3 separate regions of the Homo sapiens genome follow, and regions 2 and 3 are each linked to region 1. Evidence: chromatin contacts called from ENCODE Hi-C data. All regions are on one chromosome and are shown on one strand. Each heading gives the region's core, a stretch centred on a gene start or an enhancer-like site at or near the end of the contact. The rest is flanking DNA. Distances are from core to core; before and after follow the strand shown.

What was found. A loop is a pair of places that touch in the nucleus more often than their neighbours do. Pooled maps may share reads with other maps.
Region 2: a map of sigmoid colon shows a loop between it and region 1 (5-fold over the local background). The contact joins the promoter of GARS1 here to the promoter of KBTBD2 in region 1. A Hi-C loop is called at or near these places in 1 of 168 maps with a recorded cell type or tissue (sigmoid colon), 2 of 37 single-sample maps with no recorded cell type and 8 of 50 pooled maps.
Region 3: a map with no recorded cell type shows a loop between it and region 1 (8-fold over the local background). The contact joins the enhancer-like site here to the promoter of KBTBD2 in region 1. A Hi-C loop is called at or near these places in 3 of 37 single-sample maps with no recorded cell type and 2 of 50 pooled maps.

What each region holds. Positions count from the first base shown.
Region 1 is chr7:32,890,096-32,893,971 of GRCh38, reverse strand. KBTBD2 (kelch repeat and BTB domain containing 2) reads left to right here and starts at 2,212. Exons shown (of 4, transcript NM_015483.3): 1 at 2,212-2,436. RefSeq lists enhancers at 1,663-1,722, 1,428-2,131 and a silencer at 1,903-2,852.
Region 2 is chr7:30,592,699-30,596,574 of GRCh38, reverse strand. It overlaps GARS1 (glycyl-tRNA synthetase 1), which reads right to left and starts at 1,697. Exons shown (of 17, transcript NM_002047.4): 1 at 1,432-1,697. The coding sequence starts at 1,653. RefSeq lists a silencer at 406-505 and enhancers at 401-1,014, 1,015-1,628, 1,649-1,998, 1,629-2,242.
Region 3 is chr7:30,797,953-30,801,828 of GRCh38, reverse strand. All of the region lies in intron 5 of MINDY4 (MINDY lysine 48 deubiquitinase 4), which reads right to left. All of the region lies in intron 7 of INMT-MINDY4 (INMT-MINDY4 readthrough (NMD candidate)), which reads right to left. Among named protein-coding and RNA genes, the nearest start is that of MINDY4, 28 kb to the right of the region's middle. RefSeq lists enhancers at 914-1,043, 1,910-2,029. Within about 2 kb of position 2,113, at least 6 of the 41 ENCODE cell types and tissues checked have a DNase peak (open chromatin) inside an H3K27ac peak, as active enhancers do.

The DNA.
Region 1 (3,876 bases), core at 963-3,462:
CCCCTTTCCCCTCTTCTTGCCTTGAACAAAGGTGCGAAGGCTAAAACTGCTGCAGCCATATTGCAACCATGAAGTCAATGTCGAGAGAATCACAGAAATGATGGCCCTGCTGTTCTTGAGCTATTGAACCAACAAAGGTAACTGCCTACCTGTAGATTTGAGGTCTTGTTTAAGCTATTATAATGGAATCTTTTCGAAAAAAATGTGGGCCCAAATGCATTCCTAACTGTACAGCCATTAAAAGGACAACTTTAGTCCTCTCTTTCATCCTCACAATTCATTACTCCTCTTATAGTCACTGATAACACCATCTAATCACCCTAACTAAAAAACTCAGTTATCCTTGATTTCTTATTTCCCCTCATCCTCTAGGTAATCAAGTCTTATTTATCATAGCTGGCTAGTTTTCAAATGTATCTCTGCTTCTCCATTCTCACTGACACTGTTAGTTTGGACTTTCTCTCCAACTCATGTCTGGACTGCATTAACAGCGTCCTAACTAGTATCCCTGCTTCCAGTCTGCTATCTATCATGCTTTAGAATTTTTTCTCTAAAATCTTATCAAGATATTCTCCTGCTTAAAAATCTTAAGTGGCTTTTTGTTGCCCACAGGATGAATCACGAACTCCTTGCCGCAGGTATCATTTGTTGTTGTTGTCTGCATGTTTAGACCGCATCTCTCATACCCAATCTGGCACAAAGTAGGTGCTCAAGTGTGTGTTAAATGACTTTAATCTTTTGTATAGCTTGTTTGATATCATACCACTTAACTACTTAATTAGACTAAGTACAGTGGTAGCATGCTGGAAACTCAATGAAGATTTGTTGAATGTAGTTTCCAGATTCTACAGTAAAACAATCCTTTATCAGTAGTTCCTGATAACACGCATCTTGGTGTGCATTCAGTTGATCTAGCCTAGTTTACAGGAAGAGGCTCCCTTCAGTAATGTACTGTATGGCCTTTCAGATTATAATTAGTCATCTATATTCTCTAGATTGGGCTTGTGCCAAGACTGTAAGTTAGGAAGGTAGGTGGAGTCTGTGTGGGCATTTCTGACAATTTTTTGATCCACGAATAGCTCCTAGCAAATTTACAGCCTGCCTGCCAGCAAGCTGTGCCAAGTTAACTAAAACAGTACGGGCCACAGCCATTAGCTGCTGCTACAAACGCTTCGCTTTGCGAAGCAACGCTGAAGGCGCTCTTTTGGAACTCGGGGGGTTGGGGGCGTGCAGCCGCCGCATTGCAGCACACAACGGAAGGCTTCAGACGCTGGAGCTGCCGTCCGCACCCAGATGTCTCTCTCTCCCTTTTCCCCTAACCTCCCCCAACTGCGGGCCCTTTTGGGTGCTGCTCTGACTTCTTCCTTGGCCTTGGGAAAAGCCGAAGCGGCTCTGGAGAGAGGAGGGCATGGTTTGGAGAAGAGGTGCTGCGGCAACAAAGCGACCCGCCCAACGCCTCCTCAACTTTCTCCTGCCCCCGGTCTGGTATTGTTTAGTCCTACTCATTCCCACTTTCCGAGCCAGCCTGCAAAAATCTGTATTTCAGGGGAAATTCCAAGGGATAAAACACCTCCTTCAGCATAACAATTGGTGTTTTGCTCTCTAGATTTCCTAGCAATGAACTTGTCGGGCCTCTCCATCCGCCCGTCTAGGCCCAAGGCCTCGGCCGCCGCGGCTACTCGGAGTGCCCCTCTGCCGCGCACGCGCCCCTCAAGGGCTCTCCCATGACCTTTCCCGGGAACCCCCTTCAATTACGCTTCCCGTCACCTCGCGCCGCCCCCGCCCTTCCTGCTCTTTCCGTTTCCTCTTTCGCGCCTGCGCGGCCCCAATTGTTTTGGCTTTCCGGTGGCATCCGGCAGAGGAAAAGGGCGGGGGCAGCTAGAGTAAGGGAGGGGCGGGGGACGGTCGCGAGGACCCGGGAAACTGCAAAACTGCCGCTGGTGCCGACAGGCGCGCGCGCGCGCGAGGCGGGAGGGCGGCGTGGCGAGGGCGGGCGCGGCAGGCTGGCCAGCGGTCCATTGCGCGCGCGTTCCCGGGCCGCGGGCGGGGGCGAGAGCGCGCGGCGGGGGCGGGGGCGGGGGCGGCGGGGGCGGCGGGCCCGGCGTCTCGCGGCCCCGGACTGACAAGGCGGCGCGGGCGGGCGGGCGGCGCGGCTCCCGGGGGAGGAGTCTGGCGGTGGTCGGGCCCTGAGGAGCGTGCGGCGGCGCCCGCAGAGGACGCTGCTTTCCGCGCTGGACGGACCAAGCGAGGGAGGGTGCGAGGGGAAACCGGAAGGAAGAGGCGGCGGCGCCAGCCTTCCTCGGCCGGAGGCGGAGGCGAGACCCCAGGCGAGGCCGCGGCGGGAGGGCCACGCCCCCGCCGCCGCGCCGGAGGGGCCCAGTGTGGACGGGGCCACCGGCTGGAGCGGATCCCACACCTCCGGACCGAGGGACGCGGGTGAGCAGGCGACAGTAGCGCCGGGCAGGCTGGGAGCCCGCGGCGACCTGTGGAGGGGCCGGGGAGGAGGGCTGTGGCGGGAGGGGGCTCGGCCCTTTGTGGCTCGGCGGGTGGGAGGCGGCGGCCGCGGCATCTTTCAAACCCGAGACGCTTCCGCCGCGGGCGGGGGAGGGGCGCGGGCGGCCGGCGCCGCCCTCCGCACCCCGCGGCGGCCCCAGGGCGGCGGAGCTCCGGGCAGGTCCGCGGGGAAGGGGCGGCCCGGTACGCCGCTAGCTGGGCGTTTCCGGCCCCGGCACCGGGCGCCTCGGCGCCCGCGGGGCTCCCGGGCGGCGCCTTGGCCTCGGCTCGCGCCCGCCCTTACCGAAGTAAAGCTGTTTCCCTTAAAGACTCGCGACGTGTTCGCGACATGGTGGGCCGAAGGAGGACACCCCCTTCCTTCTGTATTCCCCCCGCGTACATCTGAACTAACCAAGAGAGGTCTAGACGAACAGAGCTCCTGTTATGGTCTATATCGACTTAAAAAAGAAAGCAGAAACTGCCCTTTGAAACGGAAAATTGTGTACGTGTTTACTTTGTGAAATCTTTAACTTCCTTGAATTCGACCACCTCCTTCTCCCTACGGATTGAACAACCGGGGAATAGAAAAATCGCTTAGTTTGGTGTGGGGCGGTTATTTTGAGTTAACATCTTTTTTTCCCTTGGGCTTAGCTATCTAAGAACTCTACCTGCCTCAAAAGGTAGAGGAGCGTCCATCCCACGGGCTACCACGGTGACCCCTTCCAGTGAAAATAGGAAAAGAATTCAAAATACAAAATGAACTTTAAAAGGGTGTGTGTGTGAACTATCTTCTGTGTCAATTAGCCTTATGAAGACGTAGGCAACAGGACTGGTCACGTGTTGTTTATACTTGAATCTGTACGTCGGGCTCACAGCATTTAGGCATTGAGAAACGAAACCCTATCAACGCTGTGCACTGACCAAAATGATATTTTCTTTTATCGAGGCAACTAATTAACAGGGATCTTCCCCCTCTTCCCTCTGAGTTGTACATTTTTGCCGAATTTGAGTAGTATGGGTCTTAGATCTCTTGTAATTGTGAATGACTTAGTTTGGTTAACCTTTGATAAGGACTTTTTTCCCCGACTTTTTTTTCTGATCTAAAGTAAATTGAAAAGCCAGTCGGTTGTTTTCTAATCTCGATGATGTGGAATTTTGCTATTCTTTCCATCTGGCTGATAACTAATGTTAAGCTTACTTCTTCACTTTGATCTTCTGTTGGCTTAGTGCTTATTGAAGCCCTTTTAGGTTGGGGCCTGGAATCCTCAAGAGGTTGTTTTCTGTCAGTAACTCGGGAGTGCTGTGGCCTTTCTGTTGAGCATGCTCTGTAGTCCACACGTTTCCACATAGTGGTGTTTTCTTTGCACAGTTTTGTAGGAAGAC
Region 2 (3,876 bases), core at 448-2,947, 2.3 Mb after region 1:
CTGTCTTAACTACCGATGGATGATTTTCACTGCAGTTCCAGGCTAACGTGGCAGAGGGAGGGGTTTGGGTGTGGTGGTTTTTTTTTTTCTCCAAATTAGTTGTATGCTTCCTTCTAAAGGGAAGGATATTTTTTAAAATGGCAAGTTAAGAAAAGACAAAGGAACCACACCTAATTTTATTTGTGGAGTGGAAGGTGGGTGGAGGGAGACAGAATATGCAATCGGTGTTCTGACACCAATCATGAAGAAAAAAGTTAAGCCCGTGGTGATATTTCAAAATGAAAGGCTATTTATTAAAATCGGTCAGGCTCAAACCAGCGAAGAGGACAGATGGCAAAGTGGCTGAATTTGCGGCAGCTATGCCCCAATGAATTATTTCCGAGATAGGGTTCCACCCTCTGTAGCTAAGGCAAATTATTGCATCAGGCGCCCATGCAGGAGAAACCCGTTTGGTGTTTACTACTAAGTCATGATCTCCGGGGTCCTACTGCAAGCTCTGGCTCTCCCTAATTGCATATGGGAATCATCTGAAATAATCTTTTCCTTGATATCTCTAAATTCTAAACTCTATGGCAGTGCCCTAGGAAAAGGAGGTCTATATTAAATCACCAAGTCCTTCAGCCCATGAAACCTTCCCTCACCTTCGGGAAAATCAAATGTCAAAATATTCCATACTAAGGATGGCTGACTTCACTCCGCAACACTTAGTTTCCCAGGTTTACGATCTGAGGGCTCACTGGTTCCAAACGGCCTTTTCAGAAGCCAGAAAAGATGACAAGAGCAAAGGATGATGAGTTCACAGCATTAATAGAAAAGTTCGACACCTCCCCACATCCACATTTCAATTCTATTTTCTCAGCCAATCATTCCGCTAAACTAAGCACTGAATGAAGGAAGATGTTAAGGGGGAAACACTATCAAAGCATCCTAAAGATTAAAGGGCCTGGCCGTAAGACGAAAGAACCGGCAGTTTTTCGGCTCATCATTGACCACTGAAAGAATTAGGAGGCTTTCCACCCAGGGTGCACAAAGAGTACAGCAGAGCCTGGAAAACTGAAGTTAAGGTTATTCAGTTAGGAGGCGAGGACAACCAAAGGGTCACAGATCCCAGCCCCACTGGAAATAGAGGAGACGCGGGCTGTGACAGAATGGGGAAGGGAGAACGGAGCCGGAGAGGGACGCAGGAAGTCGGAGGGGTTCCAGGGAGTCATCCAAAAAGAGAGGAGGACGGAGGTCCGCGGGAGAGGAGGTGGCTGACGCACGGGGGACTTGGGACCAAAGTGGGGGAGGCGAAGAAGACGCCAGAGGATGAAGGGAAAGAAAGGGGTAACCGAAGAGGAGGACAGTTCCCCGGGGAGGAGGGAAGGATGACCAGAAGAAGGCCCTGGGAGGAGAGCCGGAGGCTTAGCGGAGAGCGCAAAACACCGGTACCTGCTGGCGCACTGCTAGCCTCAGAGGTGCCAGCACCTCCTCAGCCCCCGCGCCGTCCATGCTGCTCCGGGAGGCGGCGGCGGGCAAGGAGATCGGGGGGCAGGAGGCCGCGCTGAGGGACCGGCGGAGCAGGAGCGAGGGTCGGGCTAAGAGCCGGGGCGGCAGCAGCAGCAGCAGAGCGGCGCGAGCACCTCTAAGCAGCACTGGACGCGGAGAGGGCATGAGCCTGCGGCCCTGGGCTGTCCAGAGAGGGTGGCGACGGAAGCGGCGCGCGCCGCCCGGCTCGGAGCATGATGAAATCGCCGCGTAAACGACGCGGCGCGCGTGCTGCCGCACATTCACCACCGCGTGACGCGGCGCCGGGTCGCCGCCGCAGATTCGACACAAAACCCGGAAGGACCCCGCCGAAGGTTTTCTCCGGTTCGGGAGAGAGGTAGGTAGGGTTGCGAGCGAACAGATTTGCACAGAAGTGCGTCAAGCCACCCCAGCAGGGTGGATGTTCAGGGACACAGCTCTGAGCGAGACCTGCAGGCCGAGACACACGAGAACCTTCAAAGCATAGGTTTTTATACGAGTGACACCCCGGCCGACCTACTTGAACGGACACTTCTGTTTCTGTTCTTTCGCGCCCTGCGCCTTAAAAGGGTCGCAAAACATCAAATCAGATAGGGATCTTAGACTTCTGTTGCTCAAGTGCAGATGTTCCCCAGATAAGGAAATAGGCCCAGAGAGGTTAATGATTTGCCCAGAGTCACACATTCTTGGTCCGCCGATGTCAAGACAAAAGCTGGCGAACGGGGGAGGAGGAGTGAGGGGATAGAGTCACCCCAGGCTTTCTGGAGAAGGTAAATTCCAATCTGCCCTTGCGGGGCGAGCAGGATTTGAACCGGCAGAGATGAGGAAAGGCAAGAGGTGCCTGATAAGTCTTTCTGCTTGGCATAGCCTCAGTCTATCTGCCTCCTGTGGTTAGGCCCCAGCTGACCAACCACCCAGAGATGGCTTCCCCCCGCCCCACACACCCAGTTCCTCCTGCCCAAAGGGTGGAGGGCCTAGAAAAGCTGGGTTCCCCCTCCAGGAAAGGAAGAGAAAAATGATGTGTTGGTTATAAAAACAGCATTGCGCACACCTGCAAAAATGGCTAAAATGAAAATGATGGAAAATGCCAAGTGACCCTCTGAGACTCCCCTACACTGCTCAGGGGAGTGTTAACTGGTGCAGCCAGCCACTTGGGAGCTCTTCGGCAGTATGCACGTACGTCTCCCTGTGACCCACAATCCCACCCCAGGAGTGTGCAGGAGTAGACGGGCTCAGTATAATGAAGTCTCCTTTCCTAATGGTGTGAAAGTCCATGTTATTTCTCTTCCCGTTCCAGTGTGCAGTTCTGGAGAAGTACTTACAATTCAACATGAGCAGGGTGGGTTGCTTAAGAACCTTCTGCAATATTGAACAATTATATTTTTAAACACTTTTATTTCAAGATTTGATATTAATTATAATTTATTTGGCTTTTATTTTACTAGGCAATTTTGAATTTATTTTAATATCTTTAAATGTGAAAAATCATTTTAAGTTTTACTTTTATTTTTATTTAGATTTTTATTAAAATGTTGAAATTCTATATCCTTTGAATAAAACTATTTTATTTCTAAAAAATTCCTTAGATCAATAATGTCTCATCCATTTTCATGTTAGGACAGTCCTGAAAGGACTCCAAATCCGTTCTTCCCTCCTCCCCGACCAATTCATCCTCCCCACTGCTGCTTCAGTCATTCTTTCTTTCTTTTTTCTTTTTCTTTTTTTTTCCAGACGGAGTCTCGCTCTTTCACCCAGGCTGGAGTGCAGTGGCGTGATCTTGGCTCACTGCAACCTCCGCCTCCCGGGTTCAGGCGATTCTCCTGCCTCAGCCTCCTGAGTAGCTGGGATTACAGGCGTGCGCCACCACACCCAGCTAATTTTTTTATTTTTAGTAGAGACGAGGTTTCACCATGTTGGTCATGCTGGTCTCGAACTCCTGACCTCGTGATCCGCCCGCCTCAGCCTTCCAAAGTGCTGGGATTACAGGTGTGAGCCACTGCACTCGGCCCAGTCATTATTTCTGAAAGGCAAATCTGACTGTGTCCCTTCTCTTCTCAGGACACTTCAGTAGGCTCTTCATGGCCCTTGGAAGAATTTCCCAAACAGTTTTCTTTTGAAAACTGTGTCTGCACAATAATGATAATAGTTTATGTTTGTTGAGCACTCACTATGTACCAGTTAGTTCTAATTTATCTCATGGAATTTATTCACCAATTTAGTGAGATAGGTTCTATAGTTATTCAGAATTTTCACATGTGGGATTCAAGGGACTGAGATATCAAACAGCTTGTCCATGGTCACACAACTAAGTGAGTGTTGGGCCAGAATGTGAGCTGGGGGCAGAGGCAGATTTTCTACATAGCTAATGAA
Region 3 (3,876 bases), core at 864-3,363, 2.1 Mb after region 1:
GCCGCACTTTCTGGATCTCAAAGGAAATCTGAGTCAAGGGAAATCTCTTTCCTCTGCAGACGCATCAGATCAGAGACTTGGAAACCATGGAACTGAAGGTACCTTGGGGTTATAATAACCACACAAGGTTTAGGGGTCATCAACCCCATTTTTGGAGGGCTCAGAGTGGCCTGTAACATGCACTGGAGCTGTTTCTCATGTTTAATCTCCTGTGCCTACTTTCAGGAGGCCAGCAATCAGAAGGAGAAATGGCATTCCACTGTGGACTGGGGGCACATGTATAGGGTAAAATGTGATCAACAGGCTGAGAAGTGGGGAGAAGTGGCTGAGCATCGGGCATCAATGGCAGGTGTGGAGGACAGCTGTATCCACCACAGAAGAGAGGTCCCCAGAACAGGTTAAGAAGGTGAGGCTGAACCAGTGCAAGAGCCCAAGCAGGCCACTATCCACACAGGATGACCGGCATGCTGGAAAGGAAATAGGTATTGTGTGTCTCAAGAGTCAGATTTTGAACCTTAATAGTCTGATGTGAAGTCCAAATAATGCATAAAGACAAATTAAAATGAAAATTCTCCCCATTACTCATCCCATGAGGTGCAGATGTTTTCAGAGCTGGGATGCTCAGAAGCAGGGAACAGTCAATGAACCGCAAATGCCACATCCTCTGTAAGCCTCCTCCAAGTCCCGGCTGGCACAATTCATTCCCCCTCAGGACACAGAGAGGCATCTGTGCGCCCGTGGCTTTCACTCCAGATCTGGGGGCCTCCAGAGGCTCTAGAGGACCTGGGAGAGTTTGGGATGCACTTGTCTCTCTCCCCCTGGACTGCTTAAGAAAGGTCTGGTAGGGCCTGGTGAATGTCCCCTGAATTAAATTATGCAACAAGGGCAACGAGACTAAATCGCTGGGGTTGGGAGGATTGATGAAGATCTGCTGCCATCTACTGTCCATTCTTCTGCAAAACCTGAAAAACTGCCAGGCATCCCCAGTGTCAGAGGAGTGTTTCAATGCAAAGGCAGAAACACTGAGGCTTTGGGCCCTTGGCTGTATCAAGGCTGCAGAGACCCACAGCAGAACAAGGCAGGTTAATCTTCCCCTGGATCTGTGAATTAAAAGTACAGCCATTCCTTCTCCAATGTTACTGGTTTACCAGGAAGTCTTTTGCATTAAACACTGCCTCTCCAAGCCCAGGGCCCTCCTGCCCCCTCAATAGCGTCCCTTAACTGCTCCCTGAACTTCCACTCCTTTGTGAGGGCCACAATTTAGCACCCAATTACACAGGGCATCCCAGTGCACCCTGGGCTTCTGGAGGCAGGGAACCATATCATGCACTGGCATCCCCAGTGCCTACCTGGGCTATGACACCTCTGAACTCACTAAGACAAAAGGACGTGACCCAGCCACAAAGCCAGTAATGGGTAATATGATGCTCTTGCAGAGGGCTGCACATGTCATGATGGGAAAGGCTGTCTGAGCCTGGAAACAGTTTCGTTTCAGTCTCACCTTCTGGAGTCTGTATCCTAACCTGTAAAAGATCCCTGCTTGGCCCATCTCACCAGGGCATCCAATGCATCTAAGGTGATATCCAGGGACAGGCTTTGCAGTTTATCTTTACTGTAATACCTAGGGGTTGGGTGAATGCAGAAGGAGCCATGAGAACTGACATGGAGGCCACAGGTGTCCCACCCAGCTGCCTCAGACAGGTAAATACTTCCCAGCTGCTGTCAATGTCAGCTGCTAAGGGCTCACAGCTGCATCCTTTTCTGGAGAATCGTCCTTTGCCAAACTCATCTAGGAGGTTGCACACTGCCCGCCCCACTCCAGGATGGGCAGCCCACAGCCAATGACTAAGAGGGGCACAAAAAGCTCACTCCCTTGCCTTAAACATGGGACTAACTCTGAGTCAATTCATGCTCCACATCTCCCCAGGGGATCAGCCTGAGCCCTTAGCCCTCACACCTTTGCTGAGCTCCTTCCCCTGCCCAGTTCCACTTTCCTCACCCCACTTCCTCCTGAGAGCATGCCCCCAACAAATTACATGTACCGGAATCTGACTCAGGCTTGGCCCCTAGGGCATTGCTTCCCAAAGCTTGACACGCATGACATCACCTAAAAAGCTTGTTAAAACCCAGATTCCTGGGCTCCACCCCCAAACTTCTGACTCAGTGGGTCAGACAAGCTGTTTCTAAAAAGTTCCCAGATGATGCAGATGCTGCCAGTCCAGAGATCACAGTTTAAGAACCATTGTTCTTAGGAACCTAACCTGAGAAACCATTCAACAAGTAATAGGCAAAGGGGTTAGGGATGGTGGAATTTAACCTTGCCCTAGTCAGCCTGCCTTCAGCTCAAAATGCTGCAGCCAGGAACAGCCTGGAACAGGCCTCCAGTGACAGATGCTCATACTCAGGGCTGGGAGTGATTCCAGGTTGCTGTGTCCTAAATCCATTTACTATATACCCACAGGTGCTCAGAGGAGCCTATAGTCTAGGAAGGACTCCAAAGTCACAGGACCCTGGTTTACAGGCTCATTATTTACATAAGATGAGCCTTAGAGAGGTCAACTGAATCAAAGTAATTCAGAGATTACAAAAGAAGTCAGAAGTCTGGTCTAGGCATGTGTAGAGGGTAGAATTGGGGAGCCATTACAGAGCAGCCCATCCTACCCCTTCATTTACAGACAGGAGCACAGAGGCCCAGAGAGGCCTGGAGGTCTGCTCAGCAGACTGCAACCTGCAAGCACAAGACAAAGAAGTGCATGACATAAAGGCAAGATGGGGACTTGCTTTTACTGTCCTTAGACAGTAGCTGTGAGCAACCCTACTAACTTGGGCTCTAGTAATAGTCCTGGTGTGGAAGCCTCTTAAACAGCTTCAATAAAACCCCAGTGCCAGAGGAGAAATGTCACAGCACAAAAGTAACAGGACAGCTCACTGCTCACATGTGTGGACTGCAAGCACATGGACCCTGAACTAAGGCCACAGGAAGGCCAGTTCACAAAGAAACACCACTGGCCTGATAGAAAGTAAGATGCAGGGCTGGGCGCAGTGGCTCACGCCTGTAATCCCAGCACTTTGAGAGGCCGAGGCGGGCGGATCACAAGGTCAAGAGATTGAGACCATCCTGGCTGACATGGTGAAACCCCGTCTCTACTAAAAATGCAAAAAAAATTAGCCAGGCGTGGTGGCGGGCGACTGCAGTCCCAGCTACTCGGGAGGCTGAGGCAGGAGAATGGCGTGAACCCGGGAGGCGGAGCTTGCAGTGAGCCAAGATCACGCCACTGCACTCCAGCCTGGGCGACACAGCGAGACTCTGTCTCAAAAAAAAAAGAAGAAAGTAACATGCAGACCAGAGGTATAAATTATGGCCCAATGACCATGACCTAAACCTGCTTCTCCCACAGTCTTCATTTCAGGGAACGGCAACCCCCCTCTTACAGTTGTTCAGCAAAATCTTTGCAGTTATCCTTGCCTCCTTTCTTTCTCTAACACAGCACATCCAATCCATACACGAATCCCAATGAGATATGTGGTTTCGGTCAATATCAGACCACATATATCACAGTGGTTCCATAAGATTATAGTATCATATTGTTACTGTACCTTTCCTAAATTTAGATGTGTTTAGATAAACAAATACTTCCCATTGTGTTACAATGGCCTATAGCATTCAATACGGCAACATGCTGTCCAGGTGTGTATACTAGGAGCAACAGGCTAAGCCATTTAGCCTAGGTGTGTAGTAGGCTGCACCATCCAGGTCAGTGTAAGTACACTCTATGATGTTTCCACTTCAGCAGTCTCGAGGAGAGAGACAGGTGCACCCCAAACTCTCCCAGGTCCTTCAGTGCCTCCAGGGGCCCACAGATGTGGATGCGCTTC